Regions from separate parts of the Homo sapiens genome. Here region 2 is linked to region 1. The links are chromatin loops, found by intact Hi-C in ENCODE. Cell type or tissue: heart right ventricle. All regions are shown on one strand.

Region 1 (8,000 bases):
ATAGTAAGACACACTGGTATATATTTTGATCCAATGTCCTGTTTTGAGAGTAACTATTTACTGACCAAAATTAGGGCTCTTAAGTTACAAGTAAGACCATTATAATTTTCATGTTTGCTGCTTGTGCTGATTTTTATTTTTTAAAGTTATCAAGACATTATTGTAACTTAAAGAAGTTTGAAAAATATGATGGTTTGTGGCAATAATCTTTTTTTCCTTTTACTTATTTATTAATTTTTTTTGAGACAGGGTCTCACTCTGTCCCCCGGCTGAAGTACAGTGGTGTAGTCATAGCTCACTGCAGCCTTGCCCTCCCAGGCTCAAGCAATCCTCCCGCCTCAACTTCCTGAGTAGCCTACAGGGACTACAGGCTCACCCCACCATGCGTGGCTAAGTTTTGTATTTTTGATACAGACAGGGTTTCACCATGTTACCCAGGCTGGTCAAACTCCTGGGCTTAAGCAACTAGCCCACCTTGGCCTCCCAAAGTGATGGGATTACAGGCATGAGCCACCATGCCCAGCCAAGAATCATTCTTATTACCATTGCTATATTTATCATTCTTTAGTTCTCTGCAATGCATTACACAATTCAAGTGAGGTGCCTTGACATTCTCTGCATGTTTGTATAAATGTTTTCAGTACTGTAGCATTTAGGGGATGCTGCAGTTCTCCGCAGTCCACACCAGGACCACCTTAGGCTATTTGTGCCTGACAGTGGGCTGTCTCTCACACTGAAGTTTCAGGAACCAGAACTTCTTGGGTGAGGTTGCTGTTTTGGCCTGATTTCTGGAAGACAGTCTGTTTCAGTGGCAGTCTCATTAAGGAGTGCCCACAAAGTGTTTATTAATGATGATGATAAGGTTTCCAAGTGAATTTGTTCCTGTTACTAAGAACCCATGAAATTTCATTTCTTTCCCTTCCGCCTCAGTCGGAAACAGATGGTGAACCAAAATTTTTGCTTCTAATTAAAGATTTCAGTGAGGACCCAGGTAGGTGGGAAACATTTGCAGCTTCGATCTCTCTTAGGAAAACTTTTCTTGCTCATCACATCACCCTAAATATTAGTATTTTGTTGTTGTTTATTTATCTTGATGATTCTCCAGCAGTAAGTAGCACACTTAAAAAGTTCCTGTTTTATGTTCCCTGGGCTTTCGCCTCCAGCCTTATTATCTTTGACATCAACAATCTTGGATCTGTCAGACATTGAGCATCTGGTCTCAAATATAGGCAGTGAAAGGACAAAAGCCAGGTGCACTGGGACATGTTCGGTGAATGGCATCTGTGTCTGGCACAGCAGGCTGCAAACTATCATATTACTCAGGAGAGGAGAAAGGTTGGGGTTCCCAAGAATCACTGATAGAAAACTTTATCCTTCTGCTATGTGTTCAGAGTGAACTCATTTCCACTTTCTGGAAATGTGCTTTTACAAGAATGCAGGTTGCCTGTCCTGCATGTACATATTTATTTAAAATGCTAAACCACTGCTGCCTCACCTTCCACATCTACATAGCTTTTACCTGCAGCTGCAGACACTCCTGAAGACTGCATTTATGTTGTATTAGTTTCTGTATTCTCACTACTGCACATGGTGTCTGGCGTATCTAAGAGTTCGTTAAGTGTAACTGAATATATATTACTGGAATGGTTATTGGAATGCTGTTAGTTTGGCTTTAAAAATATTATTTTGAGGGTGGGGTAAGTAGAAAGAGTACTGAACCAGTTAAAATTAACTTTATTTATTTTGAAATAATTCTCACCTGCAGAGCTTTGAATGTGAAGAGGTTTTATATTTATTTTGTGAAAAATGTCCAATTTGTATAAAAGTAGGGAACAATGTAATAAATTCTCATGTATCTATCACCTAGCATCTGTAATGATCAAATTAAGTTTTATCGATTTACTCACTCCCACCCCCAACTCTTATTTGTTTTGGAAGCAAATTCCAGACATTATATCATTTCTATCTATTAGCGCTTTAGGATGTACCCCTAAAAGATAAGGATGCTTAAAAAAATCACTTGGTTTAAACATTTTCTCTCTAGCAATATATTTTCATGTTGCTGTGTAACTTTTGGAGAGCATTTTCTTTTTTTCCCTGTATCCTCTTGACTGTCTACTGAGAATGATTTATAAAACCATGTTGGTATTATTACTTATTCCTCAAAATTAATTCAAAGATTACTTTTTAGACAGGAAGAAAAAATCTATTGTTCCATCCTGGACTAAAGGGTCCTTGAAAATTTCAATTTTAGAATTGTTTTCTTTGAGCGAGTCATTCAGTGTGTTTCCATAGTTGGACACACGCCTATTAGCACTGCCCCTGGAGGGAGTCTCACTTGGGGAGTATATAAATAAGATTGAAGTCCAAAAGCCTTGTCTTCACACTGACTCGCTTGCAAATGAACTGTTAACAACTGTCCCACTGTCCCTATGTGGTTAAAAAAACAACTTTGCCTGGGCACAGCTTTTTTCTCTCATTGTAAATACAGTATTTTCTTACCTTTCTTGTTACCCTTTTCTTTAATCACCTATCTATGAAGTTATATTTAAGAACCTTTTTGATCTGCTGTGTTGTGTTGAAAATTTTACCAGTGTTAGAGAGCACAATGAATCAAATAAGGAGGCGTGGAGATGTGAGTCAGTTGTTTCCATTGAATCCTAAGATACCCTTGGAATGTTACCAGTGTGTTCAATGAAAGTTATTTTAAAACTTTGCATTTACGATGTAAACTTTTTAAGAAGTATAGAAACTTTATACCCCCATTCAGCATCAAATTTCTATTGGGCCGGGAGCAGTGGCCCACGCCTGTAATCCCAGCACTTTGGGAGGCCAAGGCGGGTGAATCACCTGAGGTCAGGAGTTCGAGACCAGCCTGGCCAACATAGTGAAACCCCATCTCCACTAAAAACACAAAAATCAGCTGGGCGTGGTGGTGGGCGCCTGTAATCCCAGCTACTCAGGAAGCTGAGGCAGGAGAATCACTTGAACCCAGGAGGCGAAGGTTGCAGTGAGCCGAGATTGCGCCATTGCACTCCAGGCTGGGCAACAAGAGTGAAACTCCATCTCAAAACAACAACAACAACAACAACAAACTCTATTGGTCATAGGAATACATCGTATGTTGGTGGAGAACTAATTGTGCCTATTTACTATTGAACAGACATTTTCTTTCTTTCTTTCTTTTTTGTCCCAGACACATCAACTGGATCATTCTGCTCATTACCTGCGCCTGAAATTTCTAATAGAAAACAAAATGCAGCTCTATGTTCCACAGCCCGAGGAAGACATCTATGAGCTGGTAATGTTATGACTGTTGTCCAAGCACACTTTATGGGAGATTATCTTCAAATTATGAGTGTTCTCGTGTTAATTGTAGTTGGTGGAGTGGAACGAGTTCAAAAATAAATGAGCTTCATTCATAGCCCTTAAGTTGGTGGAGATGGCCCTACTTAGCTCAGTATTCCAGAGTGGAATGATCACCTTTGTTTACGCACGAAGCAGTGCAGTGCTATCATGACAAATCAAAATCTAGAGCTATCTCTTAGATAGAACTTTAGTCATTATTATAATACTAGCTTTCCTTGCATTGGCAATCTTTTATTTTATTGTATTTTAGTATTTTTATTTTGTTGTTTAGAGACAGGATCTCACTCTGTCACCGAGGCTGGATGGAGTACAGTGGTGTGATCATAGCTCACCTCAACCTTGAACTACTGGGCTTAAGTGGTCCTCCTGTGCCAGCCTCCTGAGTAACTGGAACCACAGGCACGCAGCTCCATGGCTGACGAACTTTTATTTTTTAATTTTTTTTTTTTTTGTAGAGACAGGATCCTGCTTTGTTGCCCAGGCTGGTCTTGAACTCCTGGGCTCAAGTGATCCTCCCACCTCAGTCTCCCAAAGTGCTGGAATTACAGGCGTGAGCCACTGCGCACGGCCAGTCTTTTATTTTAATTGGTGACTTAAAAATCAGCTGGTTGTTGTTACAGAAAACAGTGCTAATTCTAATTTTGTGTGACATCCGTAGCCATGTTGAAACTGCTGGATCAAATCTTGTTGGGTGAAAAAAGCTGCCATCTATGTCCTAGTCTTTTGGAACTGTATTTATATAGCTTCTCGGGGACATTTACATATATTTGAGTTTGAACATACTTATGGGACTGGGGTTCTGAATCAGACCTGCTTACTAATCATATGGAACTAGCCAAGAAAAAAAAATGAAATGCTAATACTTAATTTCTAGGATTTTACAAAGATTAGAGATAATATGCTTACTTGGTAAATTACAATGGTTGTTATTGCAGTAAGCCCAGTGACAAGCTCTTTGCTCTTTAGCAAAGTGGTGCGTTTGTCAGTTCCAGGAAAGAAACATTTTGGGAGCAAGGCGCCTCTATTTTGGAGTTCCTGTGCTCTCTCTGTTCTTAGTCATTCCTCTGGGGGCTCTGACTGCTTGCCATGGATGTGTGAATAACAGTGACTTCAGAGAGGGTTTCACCACAGAAAGCGGAACTGAACATTTAAACCCAAGTATTATTCTCTTTTTGGAAAAGGGAAGCATGATTTAAAAATGAGTAGGAAATTGTGTTTTTAGTCAACTTTATTGAGGTATACTTTACATTTAAGGAAACTCTTGCCAACTTTAAGGACACAATCCAATGAGTTTTGACAAATGTATACAGTCTTGTTTCCACTGCTGTGATCATGCTTTGGAACATTTCTGTTATCTGAAAAGTTACCTTGTGCCCCTTTAAGGGCTTTTAAGGAAATGTAAGAGAGCGTGTGCTTTTGTAACACTTATAGCACGTTATGCAATAGAAGATTATCAAAATAATGAGCCCTTTTCCAACTATCACTTAAATCAGTAACTGTTCTGTGTTCAGTACATTTAACAGAGAGGGCTGATGTATTCTTTTTCTGGCCTGGGGAAAAGGCCAGTCTTGGTGCTGCTGTATGAGTAAAGGAAAGAAAACCCTTTTTTCTTACTTAAAAAAGGGAAGTGCTTTCCTGCTAACACTAGAAGAGTTATTAGATTATATATTTTGCATCTTGGGGTTAATGAGTATTTTGCATCCTGAATTATAGGGATCATGCCTAACCAGGTTCCATGTTCCTCATATTTTTCACATAAGAGGTATAGGTACTTCAGACATAGTTTTTGAAATTGTATGGACTCATTATTTTTAAGCCTTGCCCATTGTGTGGTCTCTTTAGTCTGTTTGGATCTACAATTTTTGTATGCAGATAGCTATATATGTATTTTAAAAGAATCTTAAGTACAGGGAGACCATGGTATTATTTCTTGGCCTGTTGCAGAAGGTCTCCAGCCCATAGATCTGTAAGGATGCAAATGCCACAGTCTTGCAAAACCTCTGTTTCAACCAAGGTTCTTAATTATTTTGTCCTTTGGATACTTTTGGTAGCCTGGTGGAGCCTCCAGACCCCTTCTCAGAATGATATTTTCAATCGCGTAAAATAGAATACATAGGCTTACCTGTGCCCTAAATATATTGAAATAGTTCTCAAAAATATTTTTTGAATTATTGGTAATATATGTTCTTATTTATTAGCTTATTAAATTATAAGGCTTAATAGGTAGACATAGACCTAATAGCTAGACCATTAAATTACAAGACCTAGCAGTAGATCTAATAGCTACCACTGTTCTGAGGTAACGATGAGCATAAATAATATTTTGAGACACTAGCAGCAGCTAAAACATGATATGAAAATAACTGTGATTTCCATTCGTGACGGAGTCACAGGCACTGCTACTATTACTATGTTTGTTGCCTACATTCATTTAGGATAAAAGGAAATGCTGATTTTCAGTTTAAGGTTTGTAAATATAAAGATATCACTTTTTTTTTTTTCTGTGATGAAGTTTTGTTCTGTTGCCCAGTCTGGAGTGCAGTGGCGCGATCTTGGCTCACTGCAACCTCTGCCTCCTTGGTTCAAGCAATTCTCCTGCCTCAGCCTCCCAAGTAGCTGGGAATAGAGTTGCCCACCACCACACCCAGCTATCATCTAGCAAATATTTATTTAGCATTTGTATGCCTGGCACTACTCTAGCTGTTCTAGGCACTGGGGATACACCAAAACAATTCTGCTTCTGGTGGAACCTGTATTCAAGTTTGCAGAAACAAGTAAAAATACATGTGAATGTGTAATATGTCAGGGAATGTTCAAAGCCTGGAGAGACAAGAAGTTGGGGCAAGTAGAGAGAGGGAGATGGCACATCTGCAGTGGGTCTTGTTGCTATTTTATTTTATTTATTTTTTGTGTGTTTTTTTTTTTTTTTAATGTGATGTTCGAACAGGGTGAGTGAGTGAAGAGAGGGAGTGGAATCATAGAGGTATTTTGCAGACAAGTGTTCTAGGCTGGCCAGGCATGGTGGCTCACGCCTGTAATCCCAGCACTTTGGGAGGCTGAGCAGGTGGATCCCCTGAGGTCAGGAGTTCGAGACCAGCTTGGCCAACATGCTGAAACTCCATCTCTACTAAAAATACAAAAATTAACCAGGCATGGTGGCACACGCCTATGGTTCCAGCTATTCAGGAAGCTGAGGCAGGAGAATTGCTTGAACCCGGGAGGCGGAGGTTACAGGGAGCCAATATCGTGCCACTGCACTCCAGCCTGGGTGGCAAAGCCAGATTCTGTCTCAAAAAAAAAAAAAAAATGTTCTAGGCTGAGAGAACAAAGCTGGCTAAGGCCTGGGCAGGGGGAGGGTGGCCATGGTGGAGGTGGCTTACCTGGTGTTTGAGGAGGATTGGCGGAGAGGGCACGAAAGAGGGGATGCAGGAGATGGTGGGGGGGAGGGAAAAAGGATAGGCCATGTAGAGCCTAAGTGCCATAGGAAACCCCAGAGAGAAAGGGCATTGTCGGCTTTGAAAGGCTCACTATGGCAGATGAGTGGGCCCATAGGGCATGAGAAGATGAGCAGCCAGGGCCCATAGAAGGCTGTAGAGAGTCATCGTCAGGCAAGAGCGTGACGGTGGCTCAGACCAAGCCACCCAAAGGAGACAGAGAAAGAAATGATCCTGATTTTGTGAGAACTCAAGAGCCCTAGGTAAGCAATTTTTTTCTTAAAATCTGGTGATCTTCTCATCCAGTTTTTGAAAACAGGGAAAGTTGCAACATTATTGATTTAATAAAAGAAAGGGAAGATGTGAGCTATTTCATCATTAAGTGCATTTATGTATAAAACTACTGAATTTCCAGATTTCTAGTTCCAGATATCGTGGTTGCATTGAAAATATATTTTAAAGTACAAACGCTTCTTGAGATATAGTTTTAGTTTTGTTCACTAAACCTGGCTTTAGTCCAACCAGCCTAAGGATGTTGTGGCCAGCGGGCCTGTCTTATGATACTGAGTTGTTGTCTGAGACCAGCAAAAGACACAGTGATATTCACACTAATTTCAAAGAAAACTAGGAAGTAGTATTATGAAAATATAGGAAAGATTATGCACAAAGCTCTAGTCCCACTAGATCCTGTGGAAATGATTAAAACAAACAGTTATATACTGCCACCTGGAGGAAGGGTTTGGCTCTTAAAGTTTTAAAAAATAAAAGTAAGGCTCCTGATAAGTTGAAGTGAACGTAGTTGATAACATTTCCTTGAGCATTTTGTGGTGTTAGGTTATACATTGTAAACCTTATTGAATTTAGTATTTAGAGTTTTGGTGGCTATTTTCTGAATGAAAAAGTAGTATAACTGATTTCTTCTCATTTGTAAATGTATCAGTATGAAACATTTCTAAAGTATAACACTGAAACCACATTCAGTCATGCCCTTGACACGTTGCATTTGGTGGAAATTGCATTAAATTGAGGTGTTTAAAAGGATCCAAGCTGTCCTGTCCACGTTCCTATCCCCCACACTCCTTGGCATTCTATTATAGCAAACGCTTTCTCAGGCTCCTGAGTCACAAGTATTATGCTGACCTTTCAAATGCCCCAAGCAAATAAAGAGAAGAAACTGGCCACTCTTTTCTACCTGCC
Region 2 (8,000 bases), 400 kb before region 1:
GTAAAATATTTGAAGAGATTTATTTTGAGCCAAATATGAGTGACCGTGGCCTGTGACACAGCCCTCAGGAGGTCCTCAGAACATGTGACCAAGATGGTTGGGGCATAGCTTGGTTTTATACATTTTAGAGAGACATGAGACATCAATCAAATACATTTAAGAAATTCATTGAATTCATTGGTCTGGCCCAGAAAAGAGGGACAACTCAAAGCAGGGGATGAAGTGGGGGGGCGCCTCCAGGTGAATTTAAGCATTTTCTGGTTGACAATTGGTTGAGTTTGTCTAAAGACCTGGGATTGCTAGAAAGGGAATTTTCAGTCCAGGCGCGGTGGCTTGTGCCTGTGATCCTAGCACTTTGGGAGGCAGAATTGGGCAGATCACCTGAGGCCAGGAGTTCGAGACCAGCCTGGCCAACATGGCAAAACCCCGTCTCTACTAAAAAAGCAAAAATTTGCTGGGCGTGGTCGCGGTCGCCTGTAATCCCAGCTACTCGGGAGGCTGACACAGGAGAATCTCTTGAATCTGGGAGGTGGAGTTTGCAGTGAGCTGAGATCGCACCATTGCACTCCAGCCTGGGTGACAAGAGCGAGAATCCGTCTCAAAAAAATGAAAAATAAATAAATAAATAAATAAATAAAGGGAATGTTCAGGTTAAGATAAAAGATTGTGGGCCTGGCAAGGTGGCTAATGCCTGTAATCCCAGCACTCCTTAGTTTTTTTTCTTTATTTTCTTGTCTTTCTTTCCTTCTTTCTTTTCTTTCTTTTCCTTTCTTTTCCCTTCCTCCCTCCCTCCCTCTCTCTCTCTTTCTTCTTTCTTTCTTTCTGTCTTTCTTTCTTTCTTTCTCTCTGTCCATCTCTCTCTTTCTTTCTTTATTTATTTCTTTTTTTTTTTCTTCAGGGTCTCACTTTGTCACCCAGGCTGGAGTGCAGTGGCATGATCTCGGCTCACTGCAGACTCGACTTCCTTGGCTCAAATGATCCTCTCACCTCAGCCTCCCAAGTAGTTGGGACTATAGTCACATGACATCACGCCTAATTTTTTGTAGAGACAGGGTTTCACCATGTTGGCCAGGATGGTCTCGAACTCCTGATCTCAAGCCATCCGCCCGCTTCGGTCTCCCAAAATCCTGGGATTACAGGTGTGAGGCACTGCACCCAGCCTATCCTCATTTTTTATACATAAAGAGGTATGCCCTGTGAGAAGCTACTCAGCATTATAAAAAAAGAACCATAGATACCTGCAACAACTTGGATGGATCTCAAGAGCATTATGAAGGTTGAAAAAAGCCAATCTCAAAAAGTTGCAGGTGGTGGGGTGGCTCATGGCTATAATCCCAGCACTTTGGCAGGCCAAGGCAGGAGACTACTTGAGCCTATGAGTTCAAGACAAGCCTGGGCAACAAAGTAAGACCCCATCTTTACAAAAAATAAAATAATTAGCCAGGCGTGGTGGCGTGTGCCTGTAGTTCCAGCTACTTGGGAGGCTGAAGGAGGAGGATTGCTTGAGGCCAGGAGTTGGAGGCTGCAGTGAGCCAAGATTGCTCCAATGCCCTCCAGCCTGGGCAACAGAGTGAGACCCTGTCTCAAAAAAAAGTTGCATATATGTATAATTCTATTTTTATAATGTCCTTGAAATGACAACATTATAGAGATGGATTACAAATCAGTAGTTGCCAGGGGTGAGGGATGGTGGGGGCATGGGGTGGGTGTGGCAATAAAGGGGCACCACGAGGGAGATCTTTTAGATGAAATCATTCCATATCTTCTTTTTTTTTTTGAGATGGAGTCTTGCTCTGTCACCTAGGCTGGAGTGCAGTGGCGTGATCTCAGGTCACTGCAACCTCCACTTCCTGGGTTCAAGCTATTCTCCTGCCTCAGCCTCCTGAGTAGCTGGATTACAGGCGCACACCACCATGCCCACCTAATATTCATATTTTTAGTACAGACGGGGTTTCACCATGGGCTGATTTCGAACTCCTGACCTCGGGCGATCTGCCTGCCTTGGGCTCCCAAAGTGCTGGGATTACAGCCATGAGCCACCATGCCTTATGTGAATCTACACATGTAAGCAAATGACACAGAACTACACACATATGTCATACCAATGTCAATTTCCTGGTTTTGCTATTCTCCTTTGATAAGATTAGTCATTGCAGAAAACTAGGTGAAGGGTACATCAGTCCTGTCTATCTTTGCAATTTCCAGTGAATCTATAATTATTTAATAATAATTTTAAAAAGATGTATGCTCTGAGAAACCAGCCTGTCGTAAATCAAGAGATGGTCTGGAAAGAGGCTTATTACAGTGACGTTAATCAATCCTTTGAATTCCTTCAGTATTATATGTCAGAAATCATTTAGTGAAATAACTTTCAATACTTTAAATAGTAGGAAACTCAATTAGGTCTTCCTTCAATTTGGGGTAAAACAATGCTTGGGAAATAAAATGACTCATCAGGGCTTGTTACCCTATTATTAGTCATTCACATTTTCATCCCCTGCACAGGTATTTCCATTTGTGCCTTTGTTTAGTCCCCAGGGGTTACCTGGGAAGAAAGTGAACTTTAGTAAAACTGAGAGCAAGTGACTGGCATGCGTTCCTCCAGTAAAGGGGAGGAAGGATCATGAAGTCTAAAAACCAGCTCGAGGCAGGACGCGGTGGCTCACACCTGTAATCCCAGCACTCTGGGAGGCCGAGGTGGGCAGATCGCTTGAGGTCAGGAGTTCAAGACCAGTCTGGCCAACATGGTGAAACCCCGTCTCTACTAAAAATACAAAAATTAGCCAGGCGCAATGGCGGGTGCCTGTAATCCCAGCTACTTGGGAGGCTGAGGCAGGAGAATTGCTCGAACCTGGGAGGCAGAGGTTTCAGTGAGCCGAGATCACACCACTGCACTCTAGCCTGGGCGATAGAGCAAGACTCTGTCTCAAAAAAAGAAAAAAAAATTAGCAGGGCATCATGGCGCACGCCTGTAATCTTAGCTACTCAAGAGGCTGAGGCAGGAGAATCTCTTGAACCCAGGAAGGGGGGGTTGTGGTGAGCCAAGATCTTGCCACTGCACTCCAGCCTGGGCGACAGAGTGCAACTCTGTCTCAAAAAAAAAGAGAAGAGGCTTAAGTGGCCCACAGTTCTGCAGGCCGTACAGGAAGCATGGCAGCTTCTGCTTCTGGGGAGGCCTCAGGAAACTTTTACTCATAGTGGATGCAAAGGGGGAGCAGGCTCGTCTTACATGGCAGAAGCAAGACAGAAAGCGAAGGAGGATGCGCCACACACTTTTAAACGACCAGGTCTCGCAAGGACACACTCACCGTCAGGAGAACAGCACCAAGGGGATGGAGCTAAGCCACTGATGAGAAATCCACCCCCAAGATCCCATCGCCTCCCACCAGGCCCACCTTCAACACTGGGGATTACCATTCGACAGGAGATTTGGGTGAGATCACAGTTCCAAACCGTATCAGGGAGAAAGTGGAGGTTGGGAATCTGCACACTGCTTCTCTTAAAACCACCCATGTGCTTTCGAAGCCTTTGGAAAGTCTTCGAGATACTCTCCACCGCCCCCAAGTCTACCCAGACCCTGTTCGAAGGCTCTGTTAGTCACTCTACAGCAGAGAAAAAAAGGCTAAGGGTGGTTAAGTAATTCACCCAAGACCACCCGGCAAGTGGCTGCGCTGGAATTAGAACTTGGGATGAACTACAAAATCCATTTTCTTTCGACCAGGCTGTCCTACGAAAACAAGGCTTGTGTGTTTTCCCTAGTATCATCTAAGTGCAAAATTACCCGTTTGTGGACATCGGAAATTGCTTTGTGTGTTAAAATTGCTAACAATGTTATTACTACCTGCTGAGCACAAAAGGGCCTGGAAAGATTGGTTGTACAAAAATACAAGGAAATCATTCATCATTCATTTTCTCCTCCTCACAACCACTAAGAGATCAAGCCTCAGTTGCCACAGAACTGTGTCTTAGTGACCAGCAGGTGGCGCCACCACCTCACTGTTGTTTTGACATTGGGAGAATTTCATTTTGTAGGTAACTCTAGTGTAAATGGAAACGAAGTTTACACCCCTGGCCTTCTTTCCCACCCTGGCCTTGTTCCTCTTGTTTCGGTTCAAAGACGGGTAGCCTCCTGTCTGGCTCTAATTGATTTAGTTTCCTTGAATTTCATTTCTTTGACACTGAAAAGGATTTAGCTGGTAGTTTTGCCCATGAGGTGGAGGCATGATTATAAGAATTCATTTACTGAGGGCTTACCTTGCACCCAGCACTTTGCTTGAATCATCTCATTTAATTGTTGCAATAAGAAAAGGAGGTGAGTTCTGGTTTTGTTTTATTTTGTTTTGAGACACAGTTTCCCTCTGTCTCCCAGGCTGGAGTGCAGTGGCACAATCACAGCTCACTGCAACCTCCACCTCCTGGGGTCAAGCAATTCTCCTGCTTTAGCCTCCCTAGTAGCTGGAATTACAAGCGCATACCACCATGCCCAGCTAATTTTTGTATTTTTGGTAGAGATGGAGTTTCACCATGTTGGCCAGGCTGGTCTCGAACTCCTGACCTCAGGTGATCCCCCTGCCTCAGCCTCCCAAAGTGCTGGGATTACAGGCGTGAGCCACCACACCCAGCCAAGTTCTCTTTTGATGTTAATAGCACAAGCCTGGGGGCACTGGATTCTATTTAATTGTTTCACTCTTTTATTGCTGGTCACTAGCCAATAATTCCATGACAATTGAGGCTTGATTTCTTGTGGGGTTGGGGAGTATGATGATGAGAAAAAAATGAATGATGAATGTTTTCCTTGTATTTTTGTACAACCAATCTTTCCCAGTCCTGGTATGCTCCACAAGTAGTATTAACATCATTAGCAATTGTAACACACAAGGCAATTTCTGATGTCCACAAATGGGCAAAAAGACAACCCAAATTCCAACAGGTTTTTGAATGTTAGAAAAATATTACATCAATTTTAAACAATAAATGTTAGGGTAATATTACATGAGTTTTTCTCATTAGGAGTGTATTATATACAAACCTTTATTTGATAATGTATATTCTGGGTGACTATAATAAAATGTGATAAAAATAAAATGACTTATAAATCATATATATGATATCTTCAGTTATAACTATTATATGCACATTAATATTGTACGTGTGTGTGTGTGTGTGTGTGTGTGTGTCACTAGGGTAAAAGGCCGGGGGGTATCAATCCTAACCCACTCACCTGATACCAACCAGCTCCAAGTTTTAAGACGATATATACATGACTCCTTCCTACATGAAATATTATTACCAAGTATCACTATATGGCAAGATTTTCAAATCCAGGGCAATCGCTCACTTAGAATCGTGCGACTGATCCTATATCACCCACCTAAACCCCTTAGCATGCAAATGAAGGCATTGTGACCCAAAGAAGGAGTGATTTACTTGAGACACATAGTGTTGCAATTGCAAGACCCCAACCCCCTGACCCTACAACAAAGCTCCTTCCACATGAACTGTTCTGCCCTTGTGTTTGAAAAAACAATAAATCCAAATACAGGGGTTCTCATTTATCTCTTGTTAGATGTCTTCTTTTAGATTTGAGTTTCCTGACTATTCAGATTTTTAAAAAAATATTAAATGTGTCATCTAACTAACTGGCCATTTATCAAATTTTGTGCTACTTACAAATCTGATAGTGTCTTCTATGTCCTCTTCTGTGACTTTAATAAAAATGTCGAATGGTCAACTTTGAGGACAGAGCTTATTGATCATTTACCAATTTCATTTAGGATCCTACTGATTCATTAAACCCAGGACTGGCTGGCTACATAATTTATAGGGCCCAGTGCAAAATGAAAATGCAGGCAAAGTGGAGACAGTGGAGGTTTAAGTCAAGCATATGCCCTTCTGAATGTGGGGCCCTGTGTGACTGCACTGGTCACACCCCTATGAAACCAGCTCTGATTAAATCCCTTGGTTTCAATCATTCAACCTGCTACAAATTGATTTATCTAACATATGTCCATTGGAATAGCTTCTAGCCGTGAGCAGCAGGAAACACAAAAAACAATGGCTTAAGCATGTAACAAGCAATCCAGGAGCAGGTAACCAAGGACTGCTGCAGCTGCTGATGGAACCCTTCTCTTTTCCTTTCCCTCTCTCTCTATCTCTCTCCATTTTTTTTTTTTTTTTTAAACAGAGTCTCACTCTTGTTGTCCAGGTTGGAGTGTTGGAGTGCAGTGGCACAATCTCGGCTCACTGCAACCTCCACCTCCTGGGTTCAAGCGATTCTCTGGCCTCAGCCTCCTGAGTAGCTGGGATTACAGGTACGCGCCACCACACCCAGGGAATTTTTGTATTTTGAGTAGAGACGGGGTTTCACCATGTTGGCCAGGCTGGTCTTGAACTCCTGACCTTGTGGTCCACCCTCCTTGGCCTCCCAAAGTGCTGGGAATACAGGCCTGAGCCACTGCGCCCCGCCCTGCCTCCTTTCCCTCTCTTTAGCATCCAGTTTTCTTCTGCTGCTGCTGCTGCTGCTTTTTTTTTTTTTTTTTTTTTTGGACTCCGGAGTCTCATTCTGTCCCCTAGGCTGGAGTGTAGTGGCGCAATTTCGATCTCGGCTCACTGCAACCTCCACCTCCCGGGTTCAAGTGATTCTCCTGCCTCAGCCTCCCACATAGCTGGAATCACAGGTGCACGCCACCATACCCAGCTAATTTTTGTATTCTTAGTAGAGACGGGGTTTTGCTATGTTGGCCAGGCTGGTCTTAAATTCCTGACCTCAGGAGATCTGCCCGCCTTGGCCTCCCCAAGTGGGGGATTACAGGCGTGAGCCACCACGCCCAGCCTGTCATTTTCTTCTCCTGACACTGAATAGCTGCAGTACCTTAAACCATCATATCCATATTCCAGGTGTGAAAAATGAGGCATGGCAAAGGACAGAGAGCAAAAACCTTCTCCTCTTAAGCATTTGCCTTTATATTCAGGAAAAGAAAGCTTCCCAGGGCTTTCAACTGATATCTCATTGCCTACATCTCAAAGCTGCATCACATGGTCACACCTAGCTTCAAAGGAGGCTTGGAATTAGTGTTTCACTGTCCACTCTCTTCAGCTGAGAAAGACAAGGGAGAAAGGAGTTGACATATACGTGGGAAGTATTTCTTTTCTTTTGCTTTCTTTTCTTTTGAGACTGGATCTTCCTCTGTCACCCAGGCTGGAGTGCAGTGGTGCAATCACAGCTCACTGCAGCCTCTGCCTCCCTGGCTCAAGGGATCCTCCCACCTTAGCCTTTTGAGTGGCTGGGACTACAGGCACATGCCACCATGCTTGGCTAATTTTTTTTTTTTTTTTTTTAAAGATGAAGTCTCAGCCAGGTGCGGTGGCTCACACCTATAATCCCAGCACTTTAGGAGGTCGAGATGGGTGGATAACTTAAGGTCAGGAGTTCGAGACCAGCCTGGTTAACATGGCAAAACACCATCTCTACTAAAAATAGAAAAATTAGCAGGGCGTGGTGGCATGTGCCTGTAATCCCAGCTATTGAGGAGGCTGAGGCAAAATAATCACTTGAACCCGTGAGGCAGAGGTTGCAGTGAGCCAAGATCACGCCACTGCACTCCAGCCTGGGCAATAGAGGAAGACTCTGTCTAAAAAAAAATTTAAAAAAATTAAAAAAAAAAGAAAAAAGACAAGGTCTCACTATGTTACCCAGGTTGGACTTGAACTCCTGGGCTCTAGTGATCCACCCACCTCAGCTTCCCAAAGTACTGGGATTACAGGCATGAGCCACCACACCCGGCCTCTTCTCTTTTTATAAGGACCCATCCTATTCCAGAATGACCTTATCTTAACATACATTTTATTTACATGTGCAATGGACCTATTTCCAAAAAAGGCCAAATGCACAGGTACCAGTCCCAAAATCTGTGTTGGTTTGCTAGGGCCACTGTGACACCATAAACTGAGTGGCTTAAGCAATAGCAATGTATTCTCGCACAGTCCTGGATGCCAGAAGT

Evidence for each region. A loop is a pair of places that touch in the nucleus more often than their neighbours do. Peaks named below come from ENCODE experiments on the same cell type or tissue, not always from the same donor. Only the 100,000 strongest peaks of a DNase experiment are listed, where the experiment ranks them.
Region 2: a loop joins it to region 1, with 9 times the contacts of the local background. A loop is called at or near these places in 79 of 110 quality-filtered maps.

What each region holds. Positions count from the first base shown.
Region 1 is chr21:31,198,209-31,206,208 of GRCh38, reverse strand. TIAM1 (TIAM Rac1 associated GEF 1) reads left to right here. Exons shown (of 28, transcript NM_001353694.2): 12 at 3,197-3,301. Among named protein-coding and RNA genes, the nearest start is that of TIAM1, 140 kb to the left of the region's middle. In heart right ventricle, a CTCF peak has its summit at 7,520 (motif pointing left); a DNase peak (open chromatin) is centred at 4,418; H3K27ac peaks cover 1,038 bases.
Region 2 is chr21:31,600,770-31,608,769 of GRCh38, reverse strand. No RefSeq gene overlaps it. Among named protein-coding and RNA genes, the nearest start is that of TIAM1-AS1, 46 kb to the right of the region's middle. In heart right ventricle, a CTCF peak has its summit at 3,977 (motif pointing right); a DNase peak (open chromatin) is centred at 4,009.